Regions from separate parts of the Homo sapiens genome. Here region 2 is linked to region 1. The links are chromatin loops, found by intact Hi-C in ENCODE. Cell type or tissue: tibial artery. All regions are shown on one strand. Each heading gives the region's core, and the rest is flanking DNA. Links, peaks and the distances in the headings are about the cores only.

Evidence for each region. Peaks named below come from ENCODE experiments on the same cell type or tissue, not always from the same donor. Only the 100,000 strongest peaks of a DNase experiment are listed, where the experiment ranks them.
Region 2: it touches region 1 in a loop (5-fold over the local background); 8 of 110 quality-filtered maps call a loop at or near these places.

What each region holds. Positions count from the first base shown.
Region 1 is chr17:36,132,626-36,138,005 of GRCh38, forward strand. It overlaps LOC101927369 (a long non-coding RNA gene), which reads right to left. Exons shown (of 3, transcript XR_243796.5): 2 at 5,031-5,117. LOC107985055 (a long non-coding RNA gene) reads left to right here and starts at 2,526. Exons shown (of 2, transcript XR_001752867.2): 1 at 2,526-2,593; 2 at 5,000-5,380. In tibial artery, for the core only: no CTCF peak of the experiment used is centred there; no DNase peak of the experiment used is centred there; H3K27me3 peaks cover 984 bases.
Region 2 is chr17:36,190,158-36,195,537 of GRCh38, forward strand. It overlaps CCL3L3 (C-C motif chemokine ligand 3 like 3), which reads right to left. Exons shown (of 3, transcript NM_001001437.4): 3 at 4,712-5,219. The coding sequence ends at 5,129. LOC128966706 (a long non-coding RNA gene) reads left to right here and starts at 2,675. Exons shown (of 2, transcript XR_008485584.1): 1 at 2,675-2,986. In tibial artery, for the core only: no CTCF peak of the experiment used is centred there; a DNase peak (open chromatin) is centred at 2,403; H3K27me3 peaks cover 325 bases.

The DNA of each region.
Region 1 (5,380 bases), core at 67-5,066:
GTGGAAAGTACCTACTCTTTTTTGTAGAACTAGCTAAAACTCTGAAAAGACTGAATGCCCAACCATTCATGTGTGACATTACCACCCATGTGAGCTGGGTGTTATCTGATCCACTTAGCCATCAAGTAGGGCATGTCCAGCAACACCCCGTCAAATGGAAAAGCTAAAAGTGTGACTGGGCCTGAGCAGACCCCAAGGCAGAAATGATCTGTGTGAATAGGTTGCTCACAGTCTCTGTGTATTTACTCCTGCCTCAATGTTATCTCTTCCTCAACCCATACTAAGTCCTGTGGTGAGAGGAGAACTCTCTCCAATTACTCCCAGTATTAGTTGATTCTGGGGCAGGGAGGACTGTGAGAACATAGCACCCTTTGAGCATTTGTAGGAGTTCACAGTTCTGGGAGCTAACCAGGCAAAAGGTTTTTATGCAAATAACTGAAACTGACCCTACTTATTGGAATGTTAAGAGTAGCATGGAAAATTGATAGGAAGGTGTGATAGGCAGCAAACAAAGGCGTCGGGCAATACAGAATATAGCTATGTACATGTCCATACAGCAAGAAGACTCTGACATGTGCCAATGCTGTATTAATACCCTGAATACTCACCACCACTGCTGGACTCCTGGCTGCATCAGCACTGCTGGGAATATTCCCAAACTCTGCCTGCATATTCGTACATTCCCTTGGATTCAAACCCTACCTAATATAATGCAGGTACTGCTGCATATGCCCCTGTACTACTGAAAATCCACTCATCTTGTCCCCAAAGACAGCCCAATACTTGCTATTTTCATTCAGCTCCAAGTTCAGGATCTCCTGATAGTGCCCACTTCATCTCTTGTTCTTTTGTGATCCTGTACTGATATTTCATATCCTATGAAATATACTAAAAGTCAACCACCACTAACTCACCTAGTTATAATAGTGAGAAAATGGGAGAAGAAAGAGAAAAGAAGATTAAATACAGAAACATATACCCAACAATAAAAAATGAAATATGGGTAGATGGAGAGTATTTCTGAAACTGGTTGTGAGGCTGTAGCTTATTGTAACAAATTCCTGCCTCCGCTTATCCAATCCATGTTCCCTTTGCCTTCAGCCACCCCCTCGATTGATTGGTGCAATTTTTTCTGGTGGAATGACTCAGATTTTTATTCTGGAGGAGATCTGAGCCCTTGATGACCCAACCTGTACAGAGTTATAGACATCTTTCATGAGCTTATACACACTGACACAGTAAAGCAAGGAGAGACCCCAGGAATAATCTGAGTTCCATTCATACTGTTTTTTCCACACTGTCTACATTGTACAGCAGTAGTGCTATTTCCTTTTATAGCTGGGAATAGTTGCTAAGTCAACAGAACATCCACTTTTTAGACTGCTGGCAATTTTCCAGGCTTTAGGCATGCTCTGGTGAAATCGTAAGCAAAGACTGCTCTTTTGTACTGGTCATGGCTACCTTTTACAAGTCCATCAGCTGTTTTTCAATTAACTTCGGTCTTCCTCTCAGGGGAATCAGATGATTAAGTTGATCCTCCCATGATACTCTGTGCTCATGGAAAATCAGAGAGCTGCCTCTGCCCTGCTCATGTTTAGGCATACTGCACCTCCAGTTTTGATATAGGGATGCCTCCTCTCCATGGTTACACTGTGGAACTTATCTATAAGACTTTCTATCATTGAGGGTCCTGCCTAAATAAATAAAAAAAAAAAACCTGGAATCTTCTACTCCAAGACCCCCAAACATGAAGGCAGGGTCTAGTTATACCCCATCCCAGGACTCTGGCCAGTGGGGCAAGAGTCAGGAGACAGCACTCTTACAATTACTTCTCACTCTCTTGCTCCCGATTGCATCTTCTCCCAAAATATTTGTATCTTAAATTTGGATTTTTACACCAGGCGAGGTGGCTCATGCCTGTAATCCCAGCACTTCGGGAGGCCAGGGTGGGTGGATCAGCTGAGGTCAGGAGCTCAAGACTAGCCTGGCCAACATAGTGAAACCCTGTCTTTACTAACAATACAAAAATATTAGCTGGGCATAGTGGTACATGCCTGTAATCCCAGCTACCCGGGAGGCTGAGGCAGGAGAATCGCTTGAACCCGGGAGGCAGAGGTTGCAGTGAGCTGAGATTGCACCACAGCACTCCAGCCTGGGTGACAGAGTGAGATTGCATCTCAAAAAAAAAAAAAAAAAAAAAACTTTTTTTTTTTTTTTGAAATTTTAGGAGCTACACATTTGCCAACCTTATTCTTCGGTCCCATCCTAACCATATTCACCTCCACCAGGGAACATATGGTAGCCACATATCTTATAGCCTGAATGGAGCCCTGGCACAGAGGAAAAAGAATGTTTGAAGAAAGAATTATTTGAATGTTTGAATGTTTGAAAAAGAATTATTACACCTCCACAACAGGCCCCATAGTATTTGTGTCCTTGCAAAACATATTATCTCTGTTCTGGGGTTCTAACATCCCTCTTCATGGTCAGAGAGATACATATTTGTCTTGAATCTGTGTCTTCAGAAGATCTTCCCAGTACATTGCTGTGTGAGTGTTGTGTCTGCAGCCCCAACTGCCTGCCCAAGGAAAAGGTGAGTACAATTGAGTCCCCATTCACTAGGGGCTCCTATTTAATCTCACAGCCTCTATATCCTAGGAAGTTGAATTAACCTGGAGGGAAGATTCTCCACCCACCTGGCATAGGTTGCAGATGGATTTTACACAATGGGAATTGGGGCAGGCAGGGTTGGAACATGGCCCAAAGTGTTGGGGGATCACTCTCCTGTGACCTGACACAGGTTCTATGCTCTGTCTCACAGCCTGAGAGAGAGAAAGCAAATTTTAGTCCACTTTAGCCCTACTGCATTGTCATCAAAGGAGACTTCACTCAGCAACTTGACATTGGGAGGGTGGACGTCCTCTTCCTTTCAGCCCTCCCCACCCCCAGCATACAGCTACAGGCTGCCGGGCTATCCTCTCACAACTCTCAAGGTGGTTGGCGAGTTTAGGCAGCAACTGCCAGTTAATAGCAGAAAGAGAAGCTAGGAAGAGGGAAGTCAGGGGCCCAGTGTATGCATGTGTGTGGGTTGGAGAAGGGTGCAAAGGTGATAAGAGAAGAGAAGAGTGGCATAAGGGCTTATGTTTGGCACCGTTAAGACTTACTGTGAACCTGACATGCAGAGATGGAGGGCCTCAAGAGGGTCTTTCTCTTGGTGGGATGGTTCTCTGATCACCTGTCCACTCCATCAGTGAAGGACGGGTCCCCCACTTTAAATAGTGTGAGATGGCTGAACCCATGACACCTGACACTGAAGAGATGAGATGAATAGCACATAGAATTAGTGTCACCTATACTCACAGCCTGAGGGAGGAGGATACTGCATGCCATGCAGTGACCCACAGAGGTTCCACTTGGGAGCAGGGTGAACCAGCAGAGGCTGTGGAAGGCAGGCTTTGCATTAGGATGGTGCAAGGGTAATCGTGGTTTTTGCCATTAAAAGTACTCCTGCAGGAAGATGTGATTAGCTTTTTTTGTGGGCTGACAGGGACTTGAGACTCATAGGTTAAGAACTGGGTGGGTGCAGCTGATCTGATAATAGAGGAACTAGCCAGGTGGGGAGCCTCTCCCACTGGGTGGTGGAGGGGGGAGCACATTCAAAGAGCAGGAGAACTCAGGGTTAGACCTTTGGACCCTGTGAGAACTTGAAAGCACTTTAAGGCAGCTCTTGAAGTTTTAGGCCTTACAATACAAATGGACCAAATGCCTTTGCCTAGTCTCTTTCTGTGGGAATCCAGCTTTCCCTTGTTGTAGGGATCCCTTTGTTCATAGAAATTATAGGGCAGCTGGCAGATTTTCATGCCTAATAGCTGCCCATGGTACACATTGAAGGCTGATTTGCTTCTAAACAATACTCCAACCAACACTCGTGTGGCAGGGCAATCATGAGTGCAGGGAGAGTTCACATGTGAGGACCTGGTAGGTGGGTAGTAGTGGATGAGGTCACAATGTGGTTGGAACTTGAACAGTATCCAGTTTCATTCCTAAAACAACCTTTTGAAATAGGTAGGCACCTGGACCTGCCAAAAGGAACCTATGGTATTTGTGTCAACATGTGCCCAGGAAACAAATCCTGTCTAGGGGAAAGAGATGCCAAAGCAATGGCTGTGGTCATGTGTGCAAAGTTGTTCCTGAAACAAGTAAAAGCCAGCCCCTGAGATGCTCCCAGGGGAAAATGACACATTGGTCTTCCTTAGGATAACCACAGGGAAGCAGGAATTGTTTTGACTATTCCAGGACTTTTGGCCACCTTATCTGAACTCTTCTGTTGTCCTGGCTTCCCTGAACCATGCTTAGAAGCATGCTAAGCAGTTAAGAAGAGATAGCTTGATCCTGGACATAGCTCAGTTGTCAATACAGCTGTCCAACTTCCATGGACTTTTGGGCTTATTTCAGTCTGACAACAGGGTGGGTGGTTGGCGAGGAGAGAAAGAAAAGGGACCAGCAATCATGGGGCAGCTGCTATGTGTTAAGTGCCCAAATAACAAAAAGACTATGAAAAGGTCACCATCCTCAAGTGCTTTCAGTCTAGTTAGGGAGATAGAGCCATAAAACAAATTAAAAAGCACGTAACAAGTGCACAAAGATCTGAGGAAGCAGTGCAGAGCGAGCAACTTTACCAAGAAGAGTCTTCAGAGAGGAAATAATAATCTGAGCTAGATCTTGACAAAGAGCAGGAGTTAACAGAGAGAAGAGGACAAGCCAGGCAGAGGAAGCAACAGTCACATCACCCTGGATGAGCCAAAGCCATAGAGATTTAGAGCATGGAGGATGTGGCAAGAGACTCCCCATAGGGTAGTGGCAGGGAGTAATCTGCAAGAGGAGGATCAAGACAGAGTCTGAAGCACCTTAAACACCCTGCTTGGATTCGAATGGGGCACCATAGTAGGTGTTTAAGCAGGGAATGGCTCATGATAAATTCTGTATTTTATGTCAACAGCAGTGATGACCGTGCAGGCGGAAGCACAGACCTTTATAAGAGTAGCCAGGTCACTTCTTCAGAAGATTCTTCACCCATCCCCAAGCCCTGGTTGTTCTTCATCCTTGGAGTTACAAGCCTGGAAGAAATAGCCTTATTTTAATTATTCAATTTTGGAAATTTCCACAGGCTAACTTTTAACCAGAAGATCTTGATCCTAAAAACTCTTATCCAGAATAAACTGTTCTGGCATTATCCAATCTGAGTCTTTATACTATGTAAGGTCTCTAAGGGGCCCTTTCTGGACTAGCAGCATCATAAATAGCATAAAAATAATAAGGCCCATGCATGTAGAAGCAATTCTGGGGATTCTAAGAAGACAAAGTCCCTCAAGTCCCTTCC
Region 2 (5,380 bases), core at 381-5,380, 58 kb after region 1:
GTCTCTTTTGCCCTAGGTTTGGGCAATAGTCATTCACTGTGCAACAGGAAATACACGAGTCAGCATCTTATTAAAAATAAAGTCATTCAGGAAAGTGGACGACTAATAGTTTCTAATCTAGAGAGCATAGGAGAAGAAATGTTTACCACACACAAAGTATTAGTGCCTTTTATATCACGAAGACAAAAATAACAGGAAAAAGACAAACACATTATAGTGAAAACTTGTTTTTCCTAACCAGCATCTATTCTGCATGTTTCCTGATGCCCGAAACTCACATTTCCTCAGGAAAATCTCCCTTCTGCACCATTCTCAGGCTTTAAGTTTATGTAAAATTCAGTAAACCCAAAGATTCAAGTTATGTGCCTTGATTAACTTAAGCAAATCAATGAAACCCATCCCCATAACCACAGCGACAGGTTAGGAAATTCGGTTCCTAAGTCAGTCACATCCGAAAGGGCCTAGTGATGTTTTTTTCCAGTGGGATCACAGACTCACTCTTCCTTGCAGAAAATGAACAAAGGATTCATGTAACACTGGCAGGTACTGGCAGCCACCCAGGGCCTCTCACAGGAAAGGGAGATCAGAAAGAGAAGCAAAGAGGACTCATGAGATACCATAGGGCTGCTGCGTCCAGCCTTGCCTGGAGCTAGGGCCACCTCGATGCCCTATAGTCTTGGAGCCACAACGTGCATTTACTCAAAGCCTCTTTGAGTTTGGTTTGCTTGTTTGCTTTCTGCCTGGAAACTGCCAGCATCCTGAGAGATACGAGATCTGCATCTGTGCAGAGACACAGGGTTTGTTAAAAGTCACAGGCCCTGACTGAAGTGTGGAACTGGCTGAAATGAGAAAGTGGTAATTTGGGGAGGACCTTGTGAAATGGAAGGAGTTTTAAACCTTACATGCATCAGAATTACCTGGAGCCTTGTGAAAACACAGGTTGCTGGGCCCTAGTCCATTAAGAAAGGAAGTGGGGCTTAGAATGTTCATTTCTCCCATGTTCCCAGGTGATATTCACCATGCTGTCCTGTCTGGGCACTACCTTTTGCCATACCCATTACAAGGTATTGCACGTGCTGGTTGAACTATGGTCTGTCTTATTTTGGTGCTAAAAGCCTGTGCCAAATACCAACGCTGCAGCATTAAGGAATGTGATAGAAAAGATTCTGAATATAGGCCAGGCGCAGTGGCTCACGCCTGTAATCCCAGCACTTTGGGAGGCCGAGGCAGGCAGATCACGAGGTCAGGAGATCAAGACCATCCTGGCTAACATGGTGAAACCCCGTCTCTACTAAAAATACAAAAAATTAGCCGGGCGTAGTGGTGGGCACCTGTAGTCCCAGCTACTTGGGAGGCTGAGGCAGGAGAATGGCGTGAACCTGGGAGGCGGAACTTGCACTGGGCTGAGATCGCGCTACTGCACTCCACTCCAGCCTGGGCGACAGAGCAAGACTTCGTCTCAAAAAAGAAAAAAAAAAAAGAAGATTCTGAATATTGGAACTTAGTAGCTATGTATTACATCAGTAAGGTCCTTTAAGAAAGAGTTTAGGCTGCTTTGAAATGGGCTCATCTGAAATTGAAAAAGGAAGAAATTGAACTTGCTAAAAAAGGCCCTTCCAACTTATTGACTGAGAACCCAGTAATCTGGAGACTTGAAGGGCTGTAATGGCAGAATTTTCTACTCTAAGATAAAGTTAGCATGAGCAGAGACAGGAAGATGAGAGACCTAATGAGGCCAAGGGTCAAATATTCATCACCTCCACATGGGCCAAGATGCAGGCAGAGGTCTCTCACCAGGGACTTGGTGGTAGAGGTGACACTGGTAGTGAGGTCTGTGCTAGAAAGTGCACATCCCTGGCTGGGCGCGGTGGCTCACACCTGTAATCCCAGCACTTTGGGAGGCTGAGGCAGGTGGATCACGAGGTCATGAGTTCAAGACCAGCCTGGCCAACATAGTGAAACCCCGTCTCTACTAAAAATCCAAAAATTTAGCCAGATTTGGTGGCAGGCACCTGTAATCTCAGCTACTTGGGAAGCTGAGGCAGGAGAATCTCTTGAACCCAGGAGGCTGAGGTTGCAGTGAGCCAAGATCACACCATTGCACTCCAGCCCAGGAGACAGTACAAGACTCCATCTCAAAAAAAAAAAAAAAAAGAAAAGAAAAAAGAAAGTGCCTATCCCCAACCCCATTTAAAATGCAAATTCGAGCTTTGTAACTGAAAACATCTCTGCTTCTGGCTACCTGGCCCATGGAATTGATCAGAAGCAAATAGTAGCCTATGGACATTAGAAGGGAGTCACATTGCCAAAGAAACCACAAGACTGGTTCCAAACAGTCGCTGATTACACAATACCTAAGGCAACCTCAGGCTAACTCACACAGACAGGAAGTCAGCAGCCTCCAGAAAGCAGATCCTCCACATTGCACATCTCAGATTGTCCGTGGAGGACATTCCCCCAGGGAGGAGAGCTAGGGACTGCCAGATCAGCTGAACTGCTTAAAAATGCAATTCCCATTCTCCAGTTCCCTAACAGGAGTCTGTGTTTAACTTACTCTGTTTGTTCATAACACTTGTATTTAGGGAATATTGGGCATGATTAAACTTTGTTTAGCTTTGGGTTTCTGGACCTTGTGAAACAATTCAGTGCAGGCAAATATTGTATTCCCCTATATTTTTTTCCTGAAAGTCAATAAAGAAGGAATGATGACACCTTCACTGCATCTATGGGGACAAAAGCTGCTCGTGTGTGTGTGTGTGTGTGTGTGTGTGTGTGTGTGTGTGTAAGAGAGAGACAGAGAACAGCCTTGTCAAAAGGATGTGTTTGTTGCTGTACCCTCATTATACGAAAGCCATCATGGCATCAAAATGCTGTAAGCCAGGCTGAGCTCTATTCTCTCTGCATCAACTCAGAATCCCTACCAGAAAGTGGTTGTGATGGATGGAATATCACCCATCAAAGAACAGGGTAAGATGAGACCAGAGAGGTAAGCTATGCAAGCTAATCAGAAAATAACTCAAAGTTTTAAAAGTGCAGAATATAAAAAGGAAAAACCCTCATTCCTAAAAAAATTTAAAAAAAGCCTCATTTCCTCAAAGAAACGACAGTTAGCTATTTGATGTGTGTCTTTCCAAATATTTGCCTATGTAAATATATGTGTGTATATGGCTTTTAAAAATAAAAACAAAATAATATCCTTTACAGACAGTTTTGTAGCATATGTAGAGAATATATATGCATATACTGAATGTAAATAGATATGCATTTTACCTAGAATATTGAGGACACTTTCCACAGTTATAGATGTGTGCTGCTTTTGTTTACTGACTGCAGAATATTCCATTGATGGACATCTTAATCCTCTACTTATTAATCCCCTACTGATGACTGTTTGCATTTCTTTGCTCTTTACCAACCATACTTGAAAGAATATCCTCATGTCTACATATTCTTATCTTTTGGCAGTGTTTCTATGAAGCAGATTCCTAGAAATGGGATCAGGTCAAATGGGATGTAGGTCACATAGTATGTGCATTTTAATATCTGCTAAGTAGTAGTGTTTAATTATGCTTTAAAGAGTTTGAGCCCTACAATTCTAAACATGTTTGGACACAGAAATTAGATTATTTTAAACAAAATGAAATAAGCATAGCTCATAAAAATTAACACGTTTGGTTTTCACACAAATATTTTGAATTTCCCTTTCTTCTGCAAAAAGGACCCTAGCTTAGTATGCATTTCTTGTACATATAATGCAAGCAATCCATCTATTAAATAACTTACCTTTCAAACCTATAGACAGCATCCTGCTCCACACAGAAGCTGGTTGTCTTTTCATTCTCTAACATTAGCTATTTATTTTGTAGAGTGTAGATTCTAGAGAAATAATGTATAATACACCTGTTGCCATATGCAGAGACTTACCACATTTAGAAAACAGTGGTGAATTCTATTGACAGTGGCTCTCAGTCATTAACATGCTATGGAACACCTCATGAGCTTGATAAAAATATCAGTTCCCAGGTCTACACCTAAAGATCCTGATGTAATTGGCTTAAATAATCACTGCTGAAACACTCTATGTCAACTCAGAATCCTGACAGGAAGTGGTTGCAATGGATAAAGTATCATCTGTTAAAGAATGGGGTAAGATTTGAGTATAGGCGGGTCATACTTTGGGAAATAACTTGGTCAATGGTTAACAGCATAGTCTGTAGTTCAATAAAAGTCCAGTTTTGGAACACAATTGACCGTTTACGTGCTGTGTAACCTCAGCCAAGTTGTCTAACCTTTCTGAGCCCTGGGTTACTTTTCTGTCAAGTGGAGGTATTAATAGTACCTAAGCTGTACTATTGCATTGGTAAGATTAAATGAACAATGTATAAAAAGCACTCAGTAGGAGGAGTAAGCCTCAACAATGTAAATAATTGCTATTAAGAGCTTGATTCATCATGAATATGCCCTACAGAATACTCTGCTTAATGGTGGCCATTCAAGTAGTTAATTCTCCTAGAGCGTGCATATTACGATTTGAGTTATAACATATTCGTAGTTTCAATGTTCCAGAATTTTGTGAAGTGGATAACTCTGTCGCAGCGCTCCCCATCTCTCCCAATTTCCCTCCATTTCACCTCTTCCTAATCTTTGCCTATGATTCCTCTTAACCAGTGATTTTGATTTGCCAGAAAAACAAAACCAAACTCAATACTGGTTTACCGTTTAAAAGAACATCTTTATTATTTCCCCAGGCCGATCACAGCCCTGAACAAAAGCATCTGATACACATTTGTCAGTCTGGTGGCTTTGGTGCCATGACTGCCTACACAGGCCGATGACAGCCACTCGGTTGTCACCAGACACACTGTGAGGGAAGGTGGAGGGGACAGGGGGAACTCTCAGAGCAAACAATCACAAACACACTGTGAAATCAAAAATAAATTATAAAAACTAAATAGTATAAATAAATTAAAATTTAAGTTAAGAAGAGTCCCACAGTGTGGCTGTTTGGCAATAACCAGTCCATAGAAGAGGTAGCTGTGGAGGTCACACGCATGTTCCCAAGGCTCAGGCTCCTGCTCCTCCCCACTGGGCCCACTGAGGTCGCTGGGCCTCGAAGCTTCTGGACCCCTCAGGCACTCAGCTCCAGGTCACTGACGTATTTCTGGACCCACTCCTCACTGGGGTCAGCACAGACCTGCCGGCCTCTCTTGGTTAGGAAGCTGTGGAGAAGGGAGGAAGAGTTAAGCACTGGGGAATCCAGCCGGGGAATCCTGGGCCCACCATGGCCCTGACATCCTGCTCTCTGTCCTGGGCAGCTCAAGGCCTGCTCCTCTCTCAGGGGCCCCCTGCCTATCTCCGTCTAGAGAGCTTCTCTCAGTGA